Regions from separate parts of the Homo sapiens genome. Here regions 1, 2, 4 and 5 are each linked to region 3. The links are chromatin contacts, found by Hi-C or POLR2A ChIA-PET in ENCODE. All regions are on one chromosome and are shown on one strand. Each heading gives the region's core, a stretch centred on a gene start or an enhancer-like site at or near the end of the contact. The rest is flanking DNA. Distances are from core to core; before and after follow the strand shown.

Region 1 (2,700 bases), core at 114-2,613, 2.1 Mb after region 3:
TGTAATGATTTCTAAGTATCTATGAATGACTAAAACCTAAGCATGCATATGGACAAGTGGAAAATGGGGCTGGAGAGTAGAAACTTTAAATTCCCCATAATCCTAAAAACACCTCTTCTATCTCTCTAATATGGACATTTTCTAAAACTAAGATGCTCTCCAAAAGTCACTTCTGCAACACCTATCCTTAGACTGCTGACCTTACGCCCTTTCTACACAGAATTCTGAAGCCACCACTAGGCCGGAAAGATAGGCTGACTCTTTTTTGCCTTGCTAAAGAATGTGGAATAACCACACCATTAAAAGAAGGCTAAATAGGAGAGTAAACCAAGGATTTCTAATTCTTGATCTATACAAACATCTCTTCACGTAATGAAAATGTAACATTCCTTCCATAGACTGTAAGGTCCTTTAGCAGGGCTGGGGTTCAATCTCTTCACCTTTGTATCCGCACAGCCCAGGAAAATGCCTTGATGTAGTGAGGGCTCAGGTTTGCTAAGGTAGCAGGGGCTGTTTCTACCCTTATGAAAAGACACAGTCTATATCCAATTCTCCCCCACGATTTTAAATGACTCCTTTGATTATGCGGTTAAAAGACTGCTCCTTCCCAAAATGATGTGATTTAACAGCAAAAGATATCTCAACATAAAATGTATCCAGAAATTGAACTACAGCAGGTCTGTCACTCAGCAGTATAAGCTAGGCATCCACAGGAAGAATGTTACAGGGTGACAGCCAGTCATCAATGTTGGAGGAAACGCCACTGAGATACCATAGGCTAAATCCTCTCTCTCCCCGCCACCTGCATTTAGAGGCAATAGTAATTTAATATTAATAACGCCCGCCCTTCCGCTACTGTGAAGCAGGGGGTGGAAGAAGCATCCCCAGTAGTATTTACCAACAAATGGCAGCTGCTAATAAACAGGCTTTGGTGGCCAATCCTCCTGCATGGAAAAGAATGGGGAGATCAGAAGACCGGTCAGCAGGCGAACGTGCCCCTAAAGGCCCGAGTTCTCAGAGCAGGGCAGTGATTAACTTTCCGGTTTCTCCTCCGCCAATGTGTGGGCGAAAGGAAGTGATCCGCTACAGACCGGCCTCGCCCTGCAGCAGGAAAGGGAAGGATGAAACAAAAAGCGCACACCCTTGACCCTTCAAAGCTGTAACAGTAGTTATCCCAGAGCCTCTCCCCACCGAGAAGCCCGGTCTAACTCTCCGGTGTTTGACTGTCCGGTGTCCGACTGTCCTGTGTCCGACTCTCCGATCTCCGACTCTCGGATCTCCGACACCAAAGCACCCAGGCCTCGAGCAGATCTTTCCGCTACTCGGGAGTAAAATCTTCCCGCCAGCCAGCTGAGAGCATCCACCCTTCCGGGTCGGTCCGTTCAGCCAATCACAGATAACTCCCTTCTCTAATTGGTCAAGGGGTGTGGTCACCATGCGCGTCACCGAACAACATTACGAGTTATTGGTTGAGATTGGAAGCAGGTTTCGCCAATAGGAAGCGCTCTTAAAGCGGCAGTGAGGGTGGCTGCGTGTTTCCGGAAGACGTGGCGGCTCTCGCCTGGGCTGTTTCCCGGCTTCATTTCTCCCGACTCAGCTTCCCACCCTGGGCTTTCCGAGGTGCTGTCGCCGCTGTCCCCACCACTGCAGCCATGATCTCCTTAACGGACACGCAGAGTAAGCACCTGCTCCGGGGCCCCCGCCTCGAGCCGCGCACACCCATCGCCCGGCTGGGTCTCGCCCCTCCGCCGGGGTCAATGAATGAAGCTCTGGGTTGGGGGCGGTGGCCTGCGAGACAGAGCTAGGGCTGCTGGGACCCTAAGGGGCTGCCTTCGGGATGCCGGGGCTAGACTTGGACTGGCGGACCTGACCTGGGAGAAGAGTCTGTGGGGCAGGGTGGGACGCCCTATGTTGGGAGGGGAGCTTTAGCCCAGAGTCTGTCTCATTCCAGGGTCGCGCTGATCTCCTCATCCCCAGTGAGATGGGCGCTTTGTTCTAGGGGCTTGCCACAAGAGAAAGTTTGCGTGGTGCCCGCGGCCCACTCTCGGGATCGTTTATGCGCATGACACACTTCGGGTCCTCTACAAGTCCCTGGCTGGCTGGTTATTTGGGAGGCGGTATTTTAAATGTCACCTACAGTAGGCTCTTTTTGAAAATGTCCTTACGCTTAAATGTGGCATTTTGAATATTCGCTTTTTGCCAGTACTGTAAGCAACCTTTTAGAAGTCTCTTGAAACATTCTCACTTTTCTACCTGCTAAAGTTTCAAGCAGTAGAGAAAAGCCACTTTGTGTGCCATTAAAGGATATATTTCGTTAGTATTGTATATTGTGCTTTGTGGCTTGTTTTATTATTTTAGCATCGCTCTCTGCCTGCCACAGAGTTCTCCAGGCCTATTTCATCTCTAAAGCTAGCATTGATATCGGTTTCCTTTTCTTTCATTATAATATTTCCACTTTCCTACTGCTTTTTGTTAATATTAATAATTTTTGTATTTATGTCTGCCCAAGCTCTGTACCTCATATTTTGATGTTCATAAGAGTCTCTTTTTGTCTCACTTTGCTTTATCTGCCACGCCTTTCATTTCACTCCAGTTAACTCAGATTTTCAATATTTTAAGACTTAAACAGTGAATTGAAGTGAAAAATAGAAGTTTATTTAAAATGCCCTATTTTAAAGTGGAGTCTTCTTGTGGAGATTC
Region 2 (2,700 bases), core at 81-2,580, 2.6 Mb after region 3:
AAAGTCTCTTTTTTTTTTTTTCCTAAGAGAGGTGTGTGTGGGTGTATGTCTTTGAGCCTCTTGGCTGGATCAGGGTTTAAATGCTCAGGCGTGGCGGCTCATGCCTATAATCCCAGCACTTTGAGAGGCTGAGGCGGGCAGATCACTTGAGGTCAGGAGTTCAAGACCAGCCTGGCCAACCTGGTGAAACCCCCAACTCAACTAAAAATACAAAAATTATCTGGGTGTGGTGGTGCCCCTCTGTAATCCCAGCTACTCAGGACGCTTGAGAATGGGTGGCAGAGGGTTGCAGCGAGCCGAGATTGTGCCACTGCACTCCAGCCTTCTGGGGGACACAGTGAGAATCTGTCTCAAAAAAAAAAAAGAGTTTAAATGATGCCTCCAGAATTCTTTCTCTTTAATCCCTACATGTCATTGTTCTGCTTCCTCAGGGAGAACATCAGTCTTCCAGCCCATTTCAGAACAGCAAAGCCCCCCTGCCGCCCTACCCTACCCTTGCCCTGAGGCTTCAGGTTAACAAGGTCCTTAGCACCCAGTCAGCACGAGAAAGATCCTTTCTTTCCAAGACTCTCTGGAAAGGACTCCAGTGGGCTCTGCTTGGTCATATGCCTGTCCCTAGACCACAGGTGTGTTAAGGAAAATGGGGTGCGTAGATGGACCAGCTTGGGTCACACACAGTGCAGAGAATGTGAGGGAAACCCTCACCGGATGAGAGAGGGATCAATTCCTAAAAGGAAAAGATTTTTAGCAGACAACAAAACAAAACCAAAAAACCAAGTGTCGGCCACACTAGAGGTGACCAGTAAAGCTGACTTCCAAATTTCTGCTGCTAGGGAATGCTGATGTCGATCAAAGTGCGGAGAGCATATGAAAAATGGAGTTTTTAAAACGTTGAGTTTAAGGCGCCTGTAGGATATTTGAATGAGCTGGTCAGTAATTTCTTGGAAAAAATGACCCAGGGGCATTAAAAAAAGGTGTATGTTTAAAATGTACATTTTAAAATATAAAATGGATTCGTGTCAGGGTGCATCAAGGTATGCAACGGGAAACCCACCACAATTCTAAAGTGGGGAAGTTCTTCAGCAATTATAAATACTTTTTTTCTTTTTTAATTTTAGAAATTTACAGACACTTGCAAGCACCCCAAAAGCCGCACTTCCTCCAAATATCTCTGGACTCCCACTGCTTGACTTAGTTTTGGGGTCACCTCATCAGAGCCTACTTGGCCTACTGGCCCCAGACGAGGCGGCCGCGGACTACAATTCCCAGCGAGCACCGCGAGGGGCGGGGGAGGGGGCGGGGCGAGGGACGGCCGCGCGCGCCAGCTGCCAGGCGGGGATCGGGCGGCGCCGAGCTGAGGTGGTGAGGGACTAGCTCCCGGATGTGGAGAAGCTGGGGAGAAGGCGTGGGAGGAAGATGGACTCGGTGGAGAAGGGGGCCGCCACCTCCGTCTCCAACCCGCGGGGGCGACCGTCCCGGGGCCGGCCGCCGAAGCTGCAGCGCAACTCTCGCGGCGGCCAGGGCCGAGGTGTGGAGAAGCCCCCGCACCTGGCAGCCCTAATTCTGGCCCGGGGAGGCAGCAAAGGCATCCCCCTGAAGAACATTAAGCACCTGGCGGGGGTCCCGCTCATTGGCTGGGTCCTGCGTGCGGCCCTGGATTCAGGGGCCTTCCAGAGGTGCGCATGTGCGAGAGTGGGCGGCGCGGCCTGGGCGGGGGTCGGGAGAGGGAGTCGGGCTGCTGGAGGGGCTGGGGCCTCCGGGGCCACCGCTCTTGGAAGGGGGCCATCTCTCATGCCAGGGATGTGCAAGATCCGGGGTGCCTGGGGCCGGGCTGAGAGCCCAGGAGGAAGGGCTCCAGCTCCTTCCTTGTTCCGTAGCTGCCAATGGTCATAACCTGGGACAGTTCCTGTCTCCGCCCTTGAGAATCATCCGTAAAAGGGGAGATTACACCTCCCCAACCGTCCCCTCCTCCCGGGTTGACCTTACGGGGAAAAGTAAAGGAGGCCACCCCGGTGCAACATCTGTGATAATATGTGAACTTCTTTGGATGGGGGCCATCGAAGCTCCCCTGTTGCTCAGCCTCTGATAACTGCTTGGTGCTGCTCGATTAGGGAGGCATCAGGTTCATGAATGGAGTTGAGTGTCGGGGTGTCAGAGCTGAATTTCAAGCTCAGCTTGGAGATCTTTTCCTAACCTTTGAAAAATACTCCAGCTATCTTCCTGTGAGTCAGCACAATCTAGAAAACTCCCTACATTTATAAATACGTGAGACTCAGTGGGAAGGTGTACAACTGACTGTTTTATGATATATTAATACTTACAAATCATTTAATCATACCTTTGGAACCTCGCCTGCCCTATGGACAGTTTTAATTATGCGTAATTTAGATACATTGCCAAATTGGTCAGGAGTTACAAGCTGATGTTATTCATAAAAGAAGGGAGATCGAATTCTGTGCCAAGAATGAATTTACACATATAGCTTCAACCTAACTACATTTGAATGTGTTGTTATTGTGGAAATTAATTTATGTTAACCTTTTGATGTTTCGATTTTTAAAGAGATGACTGTTTTTGAAGTCATCTCTTTTTCTTTTTGAACCTATATTTGCTTACCCATATTAATATATGGGTAAATGATTTTCATTTAACCAGTCTTGTTCAAAAACGGGAGATGCCAAAAAAGTATAAATATACTAA
Region 3 (2,700 bases), core at 155-2,654:
GCTAAATCTTAGTAAGGTGCAATACCCGGTTATGCAAAAACCTCCAGGACACCAAAGAAAGGCACAATTGACTGGTGAATAAGAATGGGGTAACACATCCTTTCACAAGTCAGGTGGTTTTCAGTTGCTTGCTTTCAACAAGTTGAAAGAGAACCTAATCAGAGTTGTCAGCTGACAGATCATTAAAAGTATTTTTTCTTTGTTAGATCTTTATGCGATTTTTGGGCATATAATGCGAAAGGCATTCAAAGAATTGTGTGGCATTACTATAACAAAACTCCATTCATTCTCATCTGCTTTTTTTATGCGAACAAGTTTTCTCAACACTTATATCCATGGAATTGAAAACTTGGAATAGAACTGATGCTGAACTATTTCTCAAAAAAATCCATCCACTGAAGGTCATAATGTATATTAGAAAAAAGTCCACCCAAGTTCATTTCTGCAAGATGCATTGCCAATAAAATTTTGCTTTTGTGTTTAGTACTTACAAACATTTGAAATAGATTTGTTTTGATCGGTTGAAATAAGAGCTTTATGATCACAGAAAATATAAAAAACAACCCAGATACTTCAATTTATGTTCACATTTTTATTACAAGTAAGACGATCAAAATAGTTCAAATATAAAATATATTACTAGGATAAAATTCTAGAGGAGATATGCAACGTCAATATGAGTTCCAGAAAACAATATTTGGAAATTGTATTTTCCAAACTGTATTTTAAAAAAATGGATATTAGTGGGTGTTAAATCCCTATGGTATTTAGAATCCATTGGCTATACAGTATTTAAACAATGCGACAGATGAAATATTTATAAGCCGGAAAAATGTAGCTGTCATTCTAAACTGTATAAGAACATACACAGCTTTACGAAATTGTTTTAGAAGGCTCATGAAGTAAAAAGTTTGAGGACCCTGAACCAAGATGTTTGCTCTGGGTTCAGGATGTCAACATCTCCAGGGGTATTCAAACATAGGGTGTATTAAAACCTGTCGCCCTGTGTTGCGCATAAAAATTTAGTACCTTACACCGTAGTGTTTTAATTTTTGCCCATTTTAAACCGCTCTCTTCGTAGACTGTAGGCTCGTTCTATTCCTGGCTCAGCTCCTGTACAGAGGGGACACTCCTCAAACACCCCCGGAATGAATGAGTTTATCGTGAGAACTCGGAAGGCTGCTAAAATCCCCGGCCAGCGTTGGAGTTTTCAGTCCGCGTGTCCCTGGGCTTCGAAGCCCGGCAGGGCGTGGGAAGGCCCCGAGGAAACGCTGAGCACTTGCAGGCGCCGGGGCGGGGGCGGGGGCGGGCACTGGGCAGCGGGGCGGGCGCCGGGCGGGGGCGGGGGCGCAGAACCCGCAGCCGGGGGAGGTGCTGCCTCGTGCCGCCGCGCAGGCGCGCAGCAGTCTCCGTGTGAGTGCGCGTAGTCGCGCGCCTGTCCCCGCGCGGGCTCCGTAGCGCGTGTGCAGGCTGACGCAGCTCGCGGGCCCTCCTCCTGCTCTGCAGCGGCGTCGGCGGAGTTTTGGGCGTTTGGGAGGGGGGCGAGGGAGAGAGAGTCGAGAGAGGGAGGCGGCGGTGGGGAGGAGGAGGAGGAGGAGGAGCAGGCGCCGCCATGGCCGCCGCTATCACCGACATGGCCGACCTGGAGGAGCTCTCCCGCCTGAGCCCTCTGCCCCCCGGCAGCCCGGGTTCGGCGGCGCGGGGCCGGGCTGAGCCCCCCGAGGAGGAGGAGGAAGAGGAGGAGGAGGAAGAGGAGGCGGAGGCCGAGGCGGTGGCGGCGCTGCTGCTGAACGGCGGCAGCGGTGGGGGCGGCGGAGGCGGCGGCGGAGGAGTGGGGGGCGGCGAGGCAGAGACGATGTCGGAGCCGAGCCCCGAGAGCGCCAGCCAGGCCGGGGAGGACGAAGACGAGGAGGAGGACGACGAGGAGGAGGAAGATGAGAGCAGCAGCAGCGGCGGGGGTGAGGAGGAGAGTAGCGCCGAGAGCCTGGTGGGCAGCAGCGGCGGGAGCAGCAGCGACGAGACCCGCTCGTTGAGCCCCGGCGCCGCCAGCAGCAGCAGCGGGGATGGGGACGGCAAGGAGGGCCTGGAGGAGCCCAAGGGACCGCGGGGCAGCCAGGGCGGCGGCGGGGGCGGCAGCAGTAGCAGCAGCGTAGTCTCCAGCGGCGGCGACGAGGGCTACGGGACTGGGGGAGGCGGAAGCAGCGCGACCTCCGGGGGCCGGCGGGGCAGCTTGGAGATGTCGTCGGATGGGGAACCCCTGAGCCGCATGGACTCGGAGGACAGGTCAGTGCTCTGAAGCGTTTCCCCTTCCCTTCCTCCTCTTGAACTCCCGGGCCCCTCAGAGGGGGACCAAGGCGACGTTTTGCCGCGATCCCCCTGCTCCCCGAATCCTCGGCCCCTCCCCCAGACTCTCAACTCGGAAATCTCTCGCCGTCGCCGCCGCGCCCCTCTCGCAGCGCATCGCGGCTTCCAACTCTCAAACCGTTCCCCCCCAACTCTCCTTTCCCCGCCCTCTTTCCCCTCGGCGCTTCGCTCCTCACGGACCTCAGGACGGCTCTAACTCGGAAACAGTCCCCAAACGGGCCCAGATCCTCTGGCGGAGCAGAAGAGGGCCTTGATGTACACACGTCGGTACTCAAGGTTAGCTTCTTCCAACCGTGTTCGGGAACACTTGTCAGAACTACAATTGACAAGTGTTTC
Region 4 (2,719 bases), core at 203-2,702, 2.0 Mb after region 3:
CTTGAGTTAGTGTAAGTATATATTTTTAAATATGATAACATTTAAATTGTTTAAAAATAATTTGTTTTTAAATTAAACAATTGCTTTGTGATTCTTGTGATTTGTTGGCAGACTGGAAAATGTTTTTTATTCTGAAAATCAAAGATAAATATAATTTTCATATGTTTTCAAGGGGAAAAATCCACCATATTTTTTTAGCTCTTGTGGAATCCGTAATTGTAGAAATTTTATTATAAAATATATATGTTTTGGGAATGCTTTAGGTCTCAAGGTGATTGGCCAAATTTGGCCCATAAATGTGTTTTATAAGTATATTTTATGTTTAAAAATAATTCAAATATTTACACCTTTTGAGATTTCTAGTGATAGCCCTCACCACTTTTTATTGCTTATATGATAAATCCTGCTACACTCATTTATGTTACCTGTCTGGCCAGTGTCACCCAAAATGTTTGTGACTCCTGTTTTAGGATATGTGGTTCTTGCAGCTCTTTTTTTGGTAGCTTGGGAAATGTGAACACATTAATTAATTTTCATCTTAAGACGATATTACAAGTTCAAAAACCATTGAGAAATATCCTGCTGTGTCCTGCAGAAGATTGATTCACTTCATGATTTTATCCTCTAGCAGATGATTGACATGAAATAGTCTGGATCTTTTTCAGGCCATAAAGTTGAGTCAAACCACAAAGAGGACAAATTTGAATCAAAATAAGGACTCTGCCAAAGCCATATCTTTGCTCACTTGCATTCAATCCAACTCTCAGACTAGGTTTTTGCCCCTCTTTTAGCGGATGATCTCACCCAGTGGAAGCCTGTAAGAGTTCTTAAATTGCCTGAGTACTATGGGTAACAGTCATTATTGTTATTATGAAGTTTGTGGCATTATATGGAGAAATACAGAGAAAGGGTCAAAACCAAAATGTGGGCCAAGAGGGAAGAGGTATAGATTTATTGTAAATGGGGCTTCAAATCCTTGTGTATAGTATATACATGCCAGATTTTCTCTATCAGCTCTCACCAAAGTATCACTTACTATTATTATAATTGTTATTTACATTTAAAAATTTTATGTTCAAAAATGTTCAGAGTCTTACATTTAATCCTATTCATCATTTTCTTTAAGTTGGAGATTGAAGACTGTATAATTGGATAAAACTCATAGTTTTGTATTTAGTAAGCTCTTCTTTGGTAATTAAAAATGGACCCACATAATGTTATTCTCTGACTTGAGGTCTGCTGCGTGATTAGGTCTTTGTCTCTCGTGAAACTTGGCATACCCATACCCTTTCTACACTGTGTTTCAGTGAAACTAATACTAATGTTCTTCATTATACATTTATTTCAGTTATTATCTGTTTTCTCCTTTCTAAGTGTAAGTTAATCCTTTCCTTTTCAAACAGATACTGTTTTTCATAACTTCACAAAACCGTAATATCTCATTGTCTGCTTCTGTAGAGTCATTTTCAAAATGAAAGCAGTATTTCCCCTCTGTGTGATGATAATCGTCAAACTGTGCATCTTGCTGAGAACATAGTTCAAGTCAGGAAAAGAGGATTAGAAGGTGTCCTAGGAGGTAGAGCAAGTACTGAAGTTTCTTGTGGTTACTTGTAATAACTTTGTCTGCTAGTCAGTCATCAGTATGCTGAAGTGCACTGATAGGTGTTATAGTGTAATATTACTTTAAATTTAAAAATGGTAATATAGAGAAATTCCCAGTTTTTCAAAAAGAAAGCATTACATGATAACTGTATGCCTGTATGTAAATTGAAATACAAACTTTATTACCAAATTTGTGTGTATTCCACTTTCCGCTGGTCAGTAATGCTATATGACCAGAGTAACATAAAATAGAATGTTCACCCAATAATCTTCTATGTTTACTGACATAGAAGAGCTGGAAAAACGAAGACTTATTAGGTAAAGCAAGGAGTTCCTTATCACCATATGTTGAAAAGTATGAATATCAAGTGACCTGGATTCAGATGTACTAAACCTTTTTTCGTAATCTGTTTATTGATTAGTCTTGAAAAGTCGTGTAACCTATGTTATATCAGTCTGTGAAATAAAGATGACAATACTTTGTACCGTAAAGAAATGTGAAAAATTAATACCTTAACTTTTTACAGTATTTTATTAGTATCGCAAGTTTAGATAAAATCCTATTATAGTTAGGATGGCCATATATCTTGTTTGTCTGGGATTGTCTCCATTTCCACCAGTTGTACCAAAAATGATTATTAGTAGCAGATAGTATCCCAGGTTAGGTGATAAATTATGTGATCACCTTAATTATAATGGACTTCAGGGACTTTGTGAAAGGAATATTGTTAGGAAAACCACTTCTTAGCATCTAAACCTAGAATAAAATATCACATGCCCATTACCTTACATTAGTGGTAAATAGTAATAGAAGGTGGCTTATATATACCATTTTCATTCTTTCCTTCCTCTAAGATCCTTGATCCTTGATCTTGATCCTTAAGATTTTTAGCTTATAACTCTGATTCTTTCCATTTTCTATCCCTTTCCGTAATGTGCTTTGAAGATATAAAAAGTTGTTACCAAATAAGTGACTGATTCTCAATATTATAGCTATGTGCCATCCATCCATTACTTGATTACACTATAACCAGATTTTTTAAAAAGCACTGCTTACCCCTGGGGGCCATTCATATAATAAGTGTATTGTAGAAATTGAACATTTTCTAATGATGTA
Region 5 (2,700 bases), core at 108-2,607, 2.2 Mb after region 3:
TATTGTTGTTAGATGGTCTGTTTACGACCGTTTTGGTATACAGGGGGCCCAGGAAGCAGTGGAAAATGAAAATGAAGAAACAGTGGCTATATAAATACAGATTCGTTGTTCTGATAGACCTTTTAATTTAGAAAACTTCAGGAAGTACAATTTAAAGGCTCGAACCAGATTTTCTTTCAGATATTTCTGGAGAAAGTGCTTTTCTTCAATTTTTCCTTAAAAAGAGTTTTAAGAAATGAGAAGAAAATGGTCTGCATGATATACAGGCCTGTGCCAACATCAGAGTGCAGGCTGTAAGGAACAAGAACGACAAACGGTAAAAATCTCTGAGTCTTGGTCCCTTATGTCTCCTCACTGCTGTGGATATAAATCATTAGAAATAAAGGAGCGCCTTAATTTCAGGAACAAAGATCTTCTTTGCAGAATCTTTCTCACCGTAATCTTTTAAAAATTCAGGTTTTGCTTTTGAATTCCTCCCCTCCCCCCATTCCCCAGGCCCTTACTGCAGCTTGTACTGCTCGCGGTGCGCACAAACCATCTTTTCCTCAGGGCACCGGCAGCAAAGAACAGCAGATCACGAGGGCATGCAGAAGCTAGAGATCTCCCCGAGTAAGGTCTGTGGGGACAAGTCTAGGACTTCCTTACTCGGAGCACCCAAGGCTGGTAAAGTAAACGAAGCCCCTAAGCATCCAGAAAAGAGGCCCTGCAGGAAAGAACTGGCGCATGGCTCCTGGAAAGACCGTCAGAGCCGGGTAAAAATAAGTGCAGCGCCAAACGTGCTGGTCATCTAGGTGCCTTTCTCCTCATCCCAGCGAGTGCAAGGGCATTTCTCTATTACCGTGGCAATATATTCAAATATTCGAGGTAAAGATCGTCCAGCCTTCATAGGCCACCTGGTTCCGTCCCCCTCCCCCAGCTACTCGGGCACGTGTCCCGACTCCCGCCAGCAGGCCGTGGGGGTGATGTGGCCGCCATGAACCCACCAAGGACAAGTAGGGCCTGGTTTTAGCTGCAAATGCAACAAGTCTCTCCGCTGAGCCGCAGCTGCTACCCTCTGCCTTCTGCTCCTCCGCCAGGGCACGGCCCCCCCTGCGCCCCAAACTGAGCGGCAAAGTCAGGGCCCGCGGCCGGATGCTCAGAGCTAAAGGCCGCGGAGGACAGATGTGCTTCTTCCTCCTTCCCGCGTCTCCCCATACAAGTACTACCCCGCACGTCCCATCAGGCTTGCCTGTGGGCCAGGATTCAGGGTCCTGAGCCGAAACCTACCAGGAGAGAGAAGGCTCTGGAGACCTCTGTAACAGTCGTGCGGAGAAGACAAAGTCAGCTGCGTGCGTCTCCTCCGGCGCCGGCTCTGCAAGGAGGGAGGAGGGGGCGGGGCCCCACAACCACCGCAGCCTCTTAGGTTTCTCCATTGTGATTGGAAATCCGAGTACCGCCTACCCCTCCCCTCGGCTCGCTCAATCCCCTTCAAGGACAAGGGCTCAAGTATGCACACTCCCTCCCCCACCCTCCAGATGAGGAGGTCTCCTTCCAGAGGCTTCCGCTCTCAGCTGGTCTCACATCTCGCAGGCTCTTCAATGCGGAGGCCAAGTTATTTATAAAACTTGCCCATCCCCGACTCTTCTGGACTTTAACGCTCTTGTTCTATTAGATTTAGTACAAATAGAAATAAATTTCTTTCCTTCTTTTTTTTATTTTGAGACGGAGTCTCACTCTGTCGCCCAGGCTGGAGTGCAGTGGCGCGATCTCGGCTCACTGCAAGCTCCGCCTCCCGGGCTCACGACATTCTCCTGCCTCAGCCTCCCGAGTAGCTGGGACTACAGGCGCCCGCCACCTCGCCCGGCTAATTTTTTGTATTTTTAGTAGAGAGGGGGGTTTCACCGTGTTAGCCAGGATGGTCTCGATCTCCTGACCTCGTGATCCGCCCGCCTCGGCCTCCCAAAGTGCTGGGATTACAGGCCTGAGCCACCGCGCCCGGCCAGAAATAAATTTCTATGTTGCATTTCAGTTAAACTTTAAAGGACTTAAAAAAATACATCTGAATTTAGATCATCTCCGTTTTAAAGTTCATTTGATGAAAATGACTATTTTTTTCAACCTGTTTCAACAAACACGCAATGATTGCTTACTCGTTGCCTGACAAGACCAATGAGGCTTTGTCCCTGCCATCTGAAGTTCCCCTACAATTCCACCTGGTCTCAAGGTCAGGCTTTGCCCTCTAGGGGAAATGTGGGACCACTAAGTGAGATGCACTTTCTTTTTTAGTCCCTAATCGACTCCAAAGCTGGATGTTGTCATTCATTCTGTCTTCAACACTCAGCCAGTGCTTGGTACCTAAATATAGCATTGATGAATAAATGAATGAATGATAAATTGGAGGAATTCTGAAGAGTCTGGCTTCAGTTCTGTTTTCTTATAATTAAAATGCTTTCAAATATAGCCATCTCACAAACTTCCTGTATGTGAAGTGTTTTTTTTTGTAAATGCATATTTCTTGTATATGACCACTAATTCTATAATTATTGCTTCAGTTTATTCTCAGTGCCAAGCATTGGTAAAAAACATAAATATAAGATTATGCCCTTTGAGGTGTTCCTAGTCCATTGGAGACAGACAAGTAGGCAACCTATTTCAATTACAATAAGTGGCAATAGAAATTTGGTTAAAGTACAATAAAAATTCAGAGTAAAGAATCACTAA

What was found. Hi-C counts contacts between places; a loop is a spot of excess contacts on that map. ChIA-PET counts read pairs that join two places held with the same protein, here RNA polymerase II (POLR2A). Pooled maps may share reads with other maps.
Region 1: a loop to region 3 is called in a map of CD8-positive, alpha-beta T cell, with 10 times the contacts of the local background. The contact joins the promoter of RECQL here to the promoter of AEBP2 in region 3. A Hi-C loop is called at or near these places in 2 of 168 maps with a recorded cell type or tissue (CD8-positive, alpha-beta T cell and naive thymus-derived CD4-positive, alpha-beta T cell), 1 of 37 single-sample maps with no recorded cell type and 13 of 50 pooled maps.
Region 2: a loop to region 3 is called in a map of CD8-positive, alpha-beta T cell, with 7 times the contacts of the local background. The contact joins the promoter of CMAS here to the promoter of AEBP2 in region 3. A Hi-C loop is called at or near these places in 5 of 168 maps with a recorded cell type or tissue (CD4-positive, alpha-beta T cell, CD4-positive, alpha-beta memory T cell, CD8-positive, alpha-beta T cell and 1 more) and 9 of 50 pooled maps.
Region 4: a loop to region 3 is called in a map of CD8-positive, alpha-beta T cell, with 5 times the contacts of the local background. The contact joins the enhancer-like site here to the promoter of AEBP2 in region 3. A Hi-C loop is called at or near these places in 1 of 168 maps with a recorded cell type or tissue (CD8-positive, alpha-beta T cell) and 4 of 50 pooled maps. POLR2A ChIA-PET finds 5 or more read pairs at or near these places in 1 of 52 experiments (HCT116).
Region 5: a loop to region 3 is called in a map of naive thymus-derived CD4-positive, alpha-beta T cell, with 4 times the contacts of the local background. The contact joins the promoter of LDHB here to the promoter of AEBP2 in region 3. A Hi-C loop is called at or near these places in 2 of 168 maps with a recorded cell type or tissue (both naive thymus-derived CD4-positive, alpha-beta T cell), 1 of 37 single-sample maps with no recorded cell type and 10 of 50 pooled maps.

Annotation. Positions count from the first base shown.
Region 1 is chr12:21,500,272-21,502,971 of GRCh38, forward strand. It overlaps RECQL (RecQ like helicase), which reads right to left and starts at 1,364. Exons shown (of 15, transcript NM_002907.4): 1 at 899-1,364. It overlaps GOLT1B (golgi transport 1B), which reads left to right and starts at 1,518. Exons shown (of 5, transcript NM_016072.5): 1 at 1,518-1,677. The coding sequence starts at 1,653. RefSeq lists enhancers at 648-717, 738-787, 828-1,017, 1,158-1,217, 1,168-1,875 and 1 more.
Region 2 is chr12:22,044,888-22,047,587 of GRCh38, forward strand. It overlaps CMAS (cytidine monophosphate N-acetylneuraminic acid synthetase), which reads left to right and starts at 1,331. Exons shown (of 8, transcript NM_018686.6): 1 at 1,331-1,676. The coding sequence starts at 1,417. RefSeq lists enhancers at 1,148-1,442, 1,758-2,463 and silencers at 1,215-1,584, 1,228-1,455.
Region 3 is chr12:19,438,088-19,440,787 of GRCh38, forward strand. AEBP2 (AE binding protein 2) reads left to right here and starts at 1,405. Exons shown (of 8, transcript NM_153207.5): 1 at 1,405-2,283. The coding sequence starts at 1,613. RefSeq lists silencers at 1,273-1,522, 1,583-1,732, 1,743-1,842 and enhancers at 2,493-2,542, 2,573-2,662.
Region 4 is chr12:21,452,144-21,454,862 of GRCh38, forward strand. PYROXD1 (pyridine nucleotide-disulphide oxidoreductase domain 1) reads left to right here. Exons shown (of 12, transcript NM_024854.5): 5 at 1-11. Among named protein-coding and RNA genes, the nearest start is that of PYROXD1, 16 kb to the left of the region's middle. Within about 2 kb of position 1,453, at least 3 of the 41 ENCODE cell types and tissues checked have a DNase peak (open chromatin) inside an H3K27ac peak, as active enhancers do; they include CD8-positive, alpha-beta T cell, where a contact is called at or near this core.
Region 5 is chr12:21,656,485-21,659,184 of GRCh38, forward strand. It overlaps LDHB (lactate dehydrogenase B), which reads right to left and starts at 1,358. Exons shown (of 8, transcript NM_002300.8): 1 at 1,267-1,358. RefSeq lists enhancers at 910-999, 1,030-1,279, 1,257-1,785, 1,660-1,839.